2 separate regions of the Homo sapiens genome follow, and region 1 is linked to region 2. Evidence: read pairs that join two places in POLR2A ChIA-PET (ENCODE). Cell type or tissue: Panc1. All regions are shown on one strand. Links, peaks and the distances in the headings refer to the core of each region. The heading gives the core; the rest is flanking DNA.

The links. ChIA-PET counts read pairs that join two places held together with the same protein. Peaks named below come from ENCODE experiments on the same cell type or tissue, not always from the same donor. Only the 100,000 strongest peaks of a DNase experiment are listed, where the experiment ranks them.
Region 1: POLR2A ChIA-PET joins it to region 2 with 12 read pairs; 3 of 35 experiments call an interaction of 5 or more read pairs at or near these places.

What each region holds. Positions count from the first base shown.
Region 1 is chr3:55,740,253-55,745,633 of GRCh38, forward strand. The region is part of intron 14 of ERC2 (ELKS/RAB6-interacting/CAST family member 2); the gene reads right to left. Among named protein-coding and RNA genes, the nearest start is that of ERC2-IT1, 83 kb to the left of the region's middle. In Panc1, for the core only: no CTCF peak of the experiment used is centred there; no DNase peak of the experiment used is centred there.
Region 2 is chr3:55,658,536-55,663,916 of GRCh38, forward strand. The region is part of intron 17 of ERC2 (ELKS/RAB6-interacting/CAST family member 2); the gene reads right to left. ERC2-IT1 (ERC2 intronic transcript 1) reads right to left here and starts at 934. Exons shown (of 1, transcript NR_024615.1): 1 at 1-934. RefSeq lists enhancers at 89-288, 329-448. In Panc1, for the core only: no CTCF peak of the experiment used is centred there; no DNase peak of the experiment used is centred there.

The sequences.
Region 1 (5,381 bases), core at 270-5,269, 82 kb after region 2:
ATAAAATTACATTTAAAGCCACTCACCAACCTTAAATTAATATTCATATAAAATAATCTAGTTTGCTCTTTGTAACCTTCTCCTTATTGTATTTTTGTTTTATTTTGTTTTGCTTTTGGCTAACAAATCTATTTTTATAGATATTGGCATTATATAATCATAGAACTCTAAATAAAATTAGTGTAACTAAGATTATCTATATTTTGAAACCCTCATTTAAATACTGGCCATAAACTAATGATATTTTCCCCAAAAATACCTTGATTGAGATCTACATTCAATAATTCTAGTCCATTTAAATCAAAGGGTCATTAGTATAAGATAAAAAGGTATATAAAACTAGAGAAATAAGAACATTTCATACTTCAGGATATTTGGCAAGGTATTCTGAATATGTTAAGGCTTATCTGGCTATTACCTATTTGTATAGATTTGGCAGGCCTAGAATTAAACTAAATCTTAATTCCAGGCTAACAGAGCCATTGAATTTGGTTTTTGAAGCAAGAAGTTTTTAAAACTGAGTTAAAATACCTCTTTCTTAAGCTAATAGAATTTAGCTAAGACAGGTTGAACATCCCAAATCCAAAAACCCCAAATCCAAAGTACTCCAAAATCCTAGATGCTTTGAGCACCAACAGGACATTCAAAGACAATGCTCATTGCAGCGTTCTGGATTTTTGGATTTGAGACACTCAGTTGGTAAGTGTAATACAAATATTCCAAAATCTGAAAAAAATATGAAATCTGAAATACTTCTGGTCCCAAGCATTCCAGATGAGGGATACTCAACCTGTAATTTAAATCACTGTGAGCTAATTATGTATAGTTATGGGTTTTCATTATCCCTGCCTTAAAGGTCAGATTTGTTTTGAGGATGGGTATACTGAATATAATTTTATAAAAACGAATTTCATTTTGCTATCCCTACGTCAGATTCTACACTTTCACAGTTCCCATGAGCCAATTTGCTGATACATTGGCAGAAATCACCTACCAAGAAAATCACATTGAAATAGATTAGGAAGCTTACATTAAATATCCTTGCTTTTTTTTTTCTCGCGGCAAATTTTGGTCCAGCCATTGAAAAACTGGAAAAACTAAAATACCACCAGTTCTGATGCACCACTTTTTTTTAAAGGCTCAAGTTTAAAGAGTATACCAGTGACAAGACACTTGGATATAAACCGGAAACAGAAAAATCATTATTTTCCCCAATGAAAGCATTACCTTCTAGAATCAAGACCAGATTTATATTGCTTCAGAAATTATTACTGTCCCATCAACCTGAAGAGAGTTCCATAAGCCTGAAATCATGTTCAATCTATCCCTTTTGCCTTTTTACAGACAACACGGAAAGTACATATATGCCCATTCTTAGACAGTTAGTAGGTTTAAGTATATACCAAAGGCTTGCAAAATTATCTTGAGAACATTGCCATCCTCAAGTACCAATTACTAAGGTGATCTGTCTATGCCCCAAAATGTAGCTTAAAATATGAAAAGGAAGCCCACATATACTAGGAAGGAAGATAAGATAATGTGAAGAGAAATAAATCTATAAAAGTCTGCTGAATGCCAAGCTAAGAAAGTGTATCATAGACAGCATTTTATCAACGTGCAGCCTAAACAAATGTCAAGGGGAATAATTTCTTTAACAAATATGGGCAACAATAGAGGAAAAAAGGGGGAAATTCTGTGCCCTGTCATACATTTAGTCAGGATTAACAGTGGATAAAAATATGTGCAAGAACACATTTAATAACCCTAAACTGTCATTCAGTGTGTAGGAGGTAGTCAAGATACAGCTAATAAAACACCAAAAAAAATGGTTTTAGCCACCCTGAAAAAAAAAAAAACAAAACCTTCCATGGAATAAAACAAAACAGGGCTGAAGGGCATCTCCTGCCAAGATAAATGCCTTCTTTTGAGTGTCGCCTGTGGCTAGCCCTCACAAAGAGAGTTCCAGGATCCTCTGATGGTAATACATGGCTACCTCACTTATCACAGTCCATTTAAAAGGGAGCTTTGTAAACATTTCTACTTCACTCCCCATTGCTGTCGTTCTATTAATGATGATTTGAGCTCTGAAAGAGGATCTAAAATTAATTTCAGGAGTTGCAAATGAGGCAGGCCAATTAGGAACTATTACAAATTGGATTTGGGAAGAAGCATTAACACATTGTTTCTTGTGGGTTCTTGTTTTAGTTAGCTGACCCATCTTTAGGAATGCATTCAATTACAAAAGCAGATGCTTAAAAAATGCATTCCATTAAGAATGTTTGGATAATGACATATAAGAGAAAGCCTACATTATGTATGGTGCTTAGCCCAGGCAGTCATGTTCTAATCATATTGTGGGGGGAAAAAGTCCGCTCAATCAACTTTTCTCAGCTAATTACTATTTTCTTTCCCTCATGACCCTGAATATTCAACTGTAAGTTCAGTAGGAGGTGACTTCAGACAGATGGTGACGAAAGATCCTATTCAAAACAGCCTCTCTCTCACCCTTGGGGTGAGGGTTGGGTGGAGATAGATGTTCATTTGCCTAAATTTTAAAAGCTGTGTTTTCAAATGGCATCTTGAGAAAGAAAAGTTCTTTGATATCAATTAATATCAACCCTACCCACCAGCAGAATGATGTATGATATATGCAGAAGGGGCCATGCAGAAAGCAAAGCAGCTCACATGAGGTGGGGCCCACAGGGTGAGATATATTTGAACAAGCATGAGTTTCAGTAAGGACAAAGAACAGACCAGATTCGTAAAGGCCAGGCTTTGGCAGCCCAGACTTCTTAATGTGGTTTGCTCCCTGTTGCCCACCTAAAACTGACCTCAAAAAAATAGTTTACTCCAATTACGGAGAATTCTGTCTTTGAAACCTAATAGCACATGACTGGAATTTCCTAACACGGGGGCCATGGAGTCTTGTGGAAGTTCTTTACTCTAAGCACCAGCTTCTACCCTGTTCCTTGCTCAGTGCATGAGCCAGGGAGGTGGCTGGCCCATCCGGCGGTTCCTCCAGTTTCTCCAACTGGACCAGAACACTCTCAAGTGCCAACGTCATGTGCTTCAGGGCACTAAGAGGGCAAATGCCAGCATCATTTGGCATCCTGCTACAAATCAGTAAGTCTGAAGCCAACTGATTTTCCCACATAGAAAAGGTCCAAGGCCAGAGGAGGAGTGCCAGGAAGAGCTATTCCCCCTATTCTAAATGTTTCTCTTGAATCCTGTCCTTCTAGAGAATTGATAAAAAGGCAATGAAGGATGGGAGGGACCATTGTCCCAGGTCTTGGCAGTGGACATGTGTGAGGCATTGCTCATTACTATGTGCCTGATCCACCAAAAAAAAAAAAAAAAAAAAGAAACAAGAAAAAAAGAAAATACTTCTTTTGAGCACTTTAGCCTATTATGATTTTTTAAAAAACATACCCACACAAATGAAATATTACTCAAGTTTTTAAGAGGAGGAGGTACTGATCTTTATTTAGTGCTGGGGCTTTGGAAGCAAATGTACCTGAGTTTGAATCTCAGGGATAACCTTTTGACTGTGGCCCTGGGTAAGTTACTCACTGTCTCTGAAACTTCAAGTTCCTCATAAATAACCTAAGATGGACAATCATAACTCTCTCTTGGATTGAGGTAGGAGAATATGGTGGAGGCAGGGAACCGAAGGCCATTTCACTCCAACTTCCTAGAACTAAATTAAAAGGAAAACCCTAATTTTCCATGCCTAAGTAACAAAAGGACCAAAGGTTACTCCGTTTGCAAACTCCCACCTTTTCTGCATGGCAGATGGGAAGTTGGCTGTCTGCAACCAATCAGACTGATTGCCAGCCCAGTCTTCATTTGCATAGAAGTGCAACTTTGTGGCCAGGCATGGTGGATCATGCCTGTAATCCCAGCACTTTGGGAGGCCGAGGTGGGTGTATCACCTGAGGTCAGGAGTTCGAGACCAACCTGGCCAACATGGTGAAACCCCATCTCTACTAAAAATACAAAAAATTAGCTGGGCGTGGTAGCGGACACCTGTAATCTCAGCTACTCAGGAGGCTGACACAGGAGAATCACTGGAACCCAGCAGGGGGAGGTTGCAGTGAGAGGAGGTTGAGATCACACCACTGCACTCCAGCCTGGGCAACAAGAGGGAAACTCCATCTCAAAAACAAAAACAAATATGAAAAAAACAAAAAGCAAAACAAACAAACAAAAAGAAGTGCAACTTTGTAACTTCACCTTAGCCTCTGATTGGTTGCAACCAATCAGATGTTTGCACAGGAATGTGACCTTTGTAACTTCACTTCAGGCTCTGATTGGTTGCTTTCAGACCGATTGCGGGCCACCGCTTCATTTACATGAGGTGAGCACCAAGTGGTCAATGGGAAACTTCTAGGAGGTATTTGAACCTGAGAAGATTCTGTATCCAGGCCCTGTAGCCACTGCTTGGGCCTGCTCCCACCCTGTGGAGTGTACTTTCATTTTCAATAAATCCCTGCTTTCATTCTTTTGTTGCTTTATTCTTTCCTTGCTTTGCTTTGTGTTTTGTCCAATTCTTTGTTCAAAACTCCAAGAACCTGGACAACTTGCAGTCAAGACCCTCTACCGGTAACCGGATCATCGTGAGAATTAAGGGATCACGCATGTAAAGATTTTGTTCAGTGCCTGAGATGACCACACAAGAAATGCTAGCATTTGCTTATTAAATGACACAGACCCCACCAAAGTTAAAGATTCAAAGGTTTTGCATTACTTTCTATGAGCTCCCCTTTATAGTGAATATATCTAAACATGCTCACTGGTCTCTTACTTTCAAGACAAACTTTCAGAGAGGCCTTTAAAATTGGTTTCTGTTAAGCTGCACATTTGACTTTCATGAGTTGACATCTGCTCCATAAACAGACATAAAGAAGAAAACAGACTTTGGAGAGGAGTCTGCTGACCACAGAAGAGTTGCATCCCAGACAAGCCAGGCTTGACTTGGTCTATAACTGTCCAATATCATTCCATCCAAATTGATAGGAAAGGCCACGTGGGAAATAGGCAAGACATGATGTCACATAGTTTAAGAAACTGAGAAATGGAAATGTGTTCTGAAAGGCGACTTTTAAAAAGTCAAAGTCAAGTGCAAAATCAAACAAATTCAAAATAAAAGATTCTTCCATTGGAAAAAAATATTTTAAAAAATTGGTAAATCTAGGAAGCAGGGAGGGTGAGTGAAATGAAGGGACTTCCATGACATACTGCAATACCCTCTGTTAGTGGTAATGTTAGATGATGGTGCTTGGTCATTCTTGTTATTCCCGTTCAGTAATAAGAAAGCCTCTCTGTTGACCATTCAATTCTGCCAAGGTAGCTTTCTATGTGAAATACACCTAACCAGAATC
Region 2 (5,381 bases), core at 330-5,329:
AAAAACTGAAAGGAATTCCCCAGAGAAACTTGGCCCCTGGTATCAAAAGATAGGGAGACAGACACTGGGCAGACCAAAGCAATGGATGGCTGTACACCATTAGCAGGCATTAAATGCATTTTGCACACTTGCTCATGAATATCTCCCTCTCCCTGTTGCAGAGCCACATAATCAGAAGACTGAAGGACCATTGCTGTGCAAGTGAATCTGAGTAGTTCTGACTTGCCAGCCTGTGACAGGGAAATAGCAGCCACAGATGTTTAACTAAGCAAGTACTACCAGGCCCCAGGCCCACAAGCTCTTCCCCAAGCCCAGTCCCAGCTGACAGGCAGGCGTGACAGGACATGTCAAGGCCAAGAGTCAGGACACCTGTCAAGATGTCACAGTGCCTCAGGACACGTGGGTTGGGCAGGTGACAGCTGCAGTGAACCTTCCCGAGGCCCACAGAGCAACCTGCATCTGCCACCTTCAACAGGCAAGGCATCTTTCTTCTCAGAAAACAAGGAAAGCAAGCAAGCATTTGAAACTGTATATCCTTTCCTGTTTCATTAAGGGGTTGGGCTTTGTTTTCCTGAAAGCTTTTGTTCTTCTGTCAGCATATTCAAAACAACCAAAAGGCGTTACCTGCTCTGAAATCCCTGAGATGCCTATCCTCAGAGGTGCTTTTGGCTGTCTTATGCAGCAGAAGGAAGATTTGCTTCCTAGCTGATTCTCCAGTCCTCAGGACATTCACAAATGGCAAATTATAAGCCCGTGTTGCCTCTGCTGACTGCAACTTGGGCCTGTCAGCCCAGAATAATATTTGCATGATGATTTGGCCAAATCAGGCCTGGCTGTCTGTCATCCTGGGCTCCCTTCTCTCCCTCCACCAGACGAACAAACCCCGTGGCCCCTCCTCCTCAGATAGCTCTGGAATCCCGCTGCTTTTCCCCATCCCTGATCTCCCCACCCTTCCTTTCTACCCCCTACCACCTCTCTCAGGTCCCAATAGTCTCTGTGCTCCACTCACTCCCCTCCATCAATTCTTGGCTCTTCCACCAGAGGGGTCCTTCTAAAGCACCCACATCCGTCCATGCCACTGCTCAGCCTTTTCTTTCAATGGTTTCCAAGTCCCCTTATAATTAAGTTCAATCTCTTCAAAAAACTAGCAGAAAGGCTTTCTGACCTCAGTCTCAACCGATAGCCTGTTTGCCTCCTATACTCCAGATGTATTTATGGACATAGGTAGGCTCCCAGATCAGATCTACATCATGACATCCCCTGGGGCTGGGCTATTCTCCTCTGCCGCCTCTGTACCTGGCCAACTCCTACTTATCCGTGAGGCCACAGCTCAAGGGTCACTACTTCTGGCTTCTGAATCTCGGTATGGCGTCTCTCCCATATTTGCTCTAGGCATCTAGTGCCTCCTCCACTACAGCACTTATTATACTATCCTGAAATTGCTTGCTTTTCTGTGCTTCCTTCATTAGCCTGGAGTAATGGAGCCTGGAAGATCTATGAGTATGGAACTCACCTTATTCATTACTGCATCATTAGCTTCTCATGCAAACCCCATCACATTATGGAAGCTCAGTTCATATTTGTTAAATGTCTGAACAATGTGAATGTTCATACTCAGACTTTCCATTGGCTGAATTTGAGGTCACAATTTCTGTACATGCAACTGAGAGCAAATTGGCACATCAACCCGCACCCCCACCTCCAGATAAAATGTAAGCAATAGCATTTGTTCCACCTGATATTCCTTTTGGCTCCTGATCTTTATGTCCAAGTTATAAAAATGTCTCCATCACAACTTCCACCCCTGGAATTGAGTGCCTGGTGCAGGGAAGGGGCACAATCTTTGACACAATCTAGAGCAAGTGAGACCTCCAAGGATTTGAAGAGAAATGTAAGAGTGTGCTCTGAGCTTTGGCTTGCAGAACCTGGGGGGTGGGGCGGGGGTGGCGTGGGAGTCTCCTATTTCCTTGACCATCCAAATTTGATTTTTTTTCTCCTTGCTCAGCACCTAGTGGTGTAGTATTCCAAGGGCATTAAAACAAGGTTAAAGGGCTTTATGTGATGAAAGGCATTCTTAGTTGTGAGTGTTTAGCAGGAGTTTAAATATCAGCAATTTTGTATATGGAAACATATTAGCTTCATATTTAATTGGGGTCGTGGTGCACTGTGAAGTACAGCACTTATGTGCACAGACTTGGGTATGATGTCCCACAGACATGGGTTTGAGTCCCAGCCCTGCCATTAATAAGCCATGTGACACCTGCCCAGGTAGCTAACCTCTGTGAGCCTCAATCAGGTCCCTCACCTATAAAACAGGGATAATAACAATAAAAGCATAAATCCTTGTAGGGCTGTTGTGAAGAACAAGGTAAGAAATGCACATAAAGTACCGTGCACAGCACCTAAAATGAGGTAAGCACCTAGAAAATGCAAGCTGGTCTTCTTCATATTATAACATTGGGCCCTTACCCTGCTCCAGTTGCTAGAAAGTAAAAAATGCACCAGCTTGTCCTGTGGGCCAAGTCTCACACACAGATGTTGGTTCAACTCGTCTGTGCATTAGTTTTCTACTGCTATCCTAACACATTACCACACACTTAGTGACTTTAAAAAATATCTATTTATTATCTCACAGTTCCGTAGGTCAGAATTTTGGCACAACACGGCTCAGTTCATTCTCTGCTGAGTTTCATGAGGCCAAAATCACCAGGTGTCAACAGGGCTGCAATCTTTTTTGCAGCTCTGAGGCTGAATTTACTTTCCAGCTCATTCAGGTCACTGGCAGAATTCAGCTCCGTCTGGTTGTGGGACTTTCCTGGCTGGCAGTTGGCTAAGCATCATTCTCAGCTTCTAGAGGCCACCTGCAATCCCTGGCTCATAGCCCCTTTCCTTTTATCACAGCCTCGTCTCTCCTCTCCTCCCCCTTGGGACCTCTCTGCCTCTTCTGCTGCCTAATCTCTCCCCTTCCCTCTTCCACTGCACCACTCTGACTCTTAGACTTTCTTTCTCGACTTTTAAGGGCTAATGTCATGACATTGGGTCCGTTTACATAATCCAGGATACTCTCTCTATTTTAAGATAAGCTGCAAAGTCCCTTCGTCCAGTACCTGGTTAGTGTTTGAATAAAGCATGGGCATCTTGGAAAGGCATCTTTAGATTCTGCCTATCACATCTTATTTGCTGCATTTTAAAATCTGAAACAAAACACATCTCAACACAGCACAGTCATTACGTGTTTAGTTTGGGCTATTTGTGGAGTTGGCTTAGCTGAGAAGAAAAACGTGAAAAGGTTATTTAAAAAAAAAAAGTGGGCCCACCTCCTTTCCTGGGAGACTAATGCTTTGTTAAATATGGACTTTTCAATCCATTTATCAGGGAAATTCCCTTAGATTTTCCCTTTTTCACTTTCTGTTTAATAAAGTCCATACCATTTTAGGGTATTTAAGAATTTAAATATTGCAAAGCTAAGGTTTTTATATATGAAGCTGAACTCCAGATTTCAAACTGTCAGCCAGCAGGGTCTGAACAGGGAGGACTCTTGGGGGCAATCCTGCATTAACACAAACAGGACAGCGTGGGCTGGGAAACTCAAGACTCAGATTGGAATGTATTTGCCAATTGGCAACCAATCCTGTTCTTATCAGCTTATCAGATTTATTTCATGTAGAAAATTAAAATTCTGGGTCTCTATTGTGCAGAAATACTTGCACATACGCCCAAAGGCATATACACAAAATTATTTACTGCAGTCTTGTTTGTGATAGCAAAACATGGCAAACTATCTAAATGCCCATTAACTGTGAGTGGCTAAAATAAACCTTGGCAGGGGAATTCCATGAAATACTTCTGTCGCTATTAGAAAATAAGGTAGGTCTATATATATTGAAACGGAAAGTTTACCAAGACATACTGTTAAGTGAAAAATGCAAATCACAGAAGAAGCTGAATAATATAATCTAATTTGTGTTAAATGAATTATGTGTGCATTATTTGTAAATGCAGACAAAGGACATATCTACCAATTAATTGGGGTCTATTGCTTCTGGGGAGAAGTGTAGAGTTGGGGGACAGAGTGAAGGAGACATTCAGGTTTTAAGTTGTCTACTTCAATATAGCTTAAATATTTTATAATGAGAATTGAGTCATGAATGTAGATTATTTTAAAGAATTGGGTGAAAAATACCATGTTAGACATATTACTAAGGGTAGGGGCATATAGGTTATCTATCAATGGGACTTGAAATATGATGTTATTTGATGTTTCAGAAATTAAGGCCGGCCAAACAGCTAAAATGACTAACCTCTGAGCAATTCAGCTTAAATTCCATGCTTATTCATTGCTACAGTAGAGCCAAGTCCTGATGAGACATGCTGAATGAGAGAGGGCTATTTAACTTCTAGTTTCTGGATGGCTGTGACCTTCCACAGACCTCGCACATAGAAGGTACTCAATAAATACTTGAATAATAAAACAAATGGCACTATTAAATTTGGGAAAAGTCTGGTATCTGCCTTTGATTAAATAAATCAAGCCTACTAAAATCACAGGAGACATATATACAAGATTCAACCCACTGTCAAGAATGGATGAACGGAAGGGAGATGGTTTCCATTACAGAATACAGGCAAGTAAGATTTGGAATTAGACAATCGTTCTTTACTTTCAAACAGAACCAAACAAAAAAATTCCCCAAAAAACAGACCTTAAAAACTAAATCCTAACCCTACACAGCCCCTGGAATAAAGCTTTTCCAATGTACCTGCCAGAGCAGCCAGTAGAGGAGAAAGGGGCTCGGAGGAGGAGGAACTTGCTGTCTGCAGCGCTGCCCCTTCATCAGTGAAGTGGGGCTAGAATCGATGATGGCTAAGCTCCCTTTCAGTGCCAACTTTCTGGCAATCTGTAAGTGGCCACTCTGGTTGCCCAGTATCCTCAAAGGAGCTAGAATCAGTTCTTTCAGCTTCAAAGAAACAGACCCTTGGGTTTGCATGTCAAATGTCATTGTAAACCTATGCCCCAGCCCCCACCTCGTCTGCAGATCACCTATCAGGGTTGAGCTGCAGGAGGAATTACAGTGGCCCCTTCCTTTCGGAGGGCAAGTTGGAAAGGGAGGCAGAATGTGGCAAAATGCCTTCTTCAAGGCCCTCAACATTAAACTTTGCATTGTTTTTAGCTCTTTAAAAAAATCTTTTTTTACTTTTATAGTTCTAAATTTACTTTGGATTTACCAATATTAACTAAGTGGCTAAGTAAATAAATATATAAAGCAAACATGAGTACCACACTGTCCCCCAGGACTCTAAGCCTAGGAATGCAAGGAACCCTGTTTCTAACCATGTACACACACTCTTTGCTGCTATTGGTTTGTCTCTGCCTATAGCCA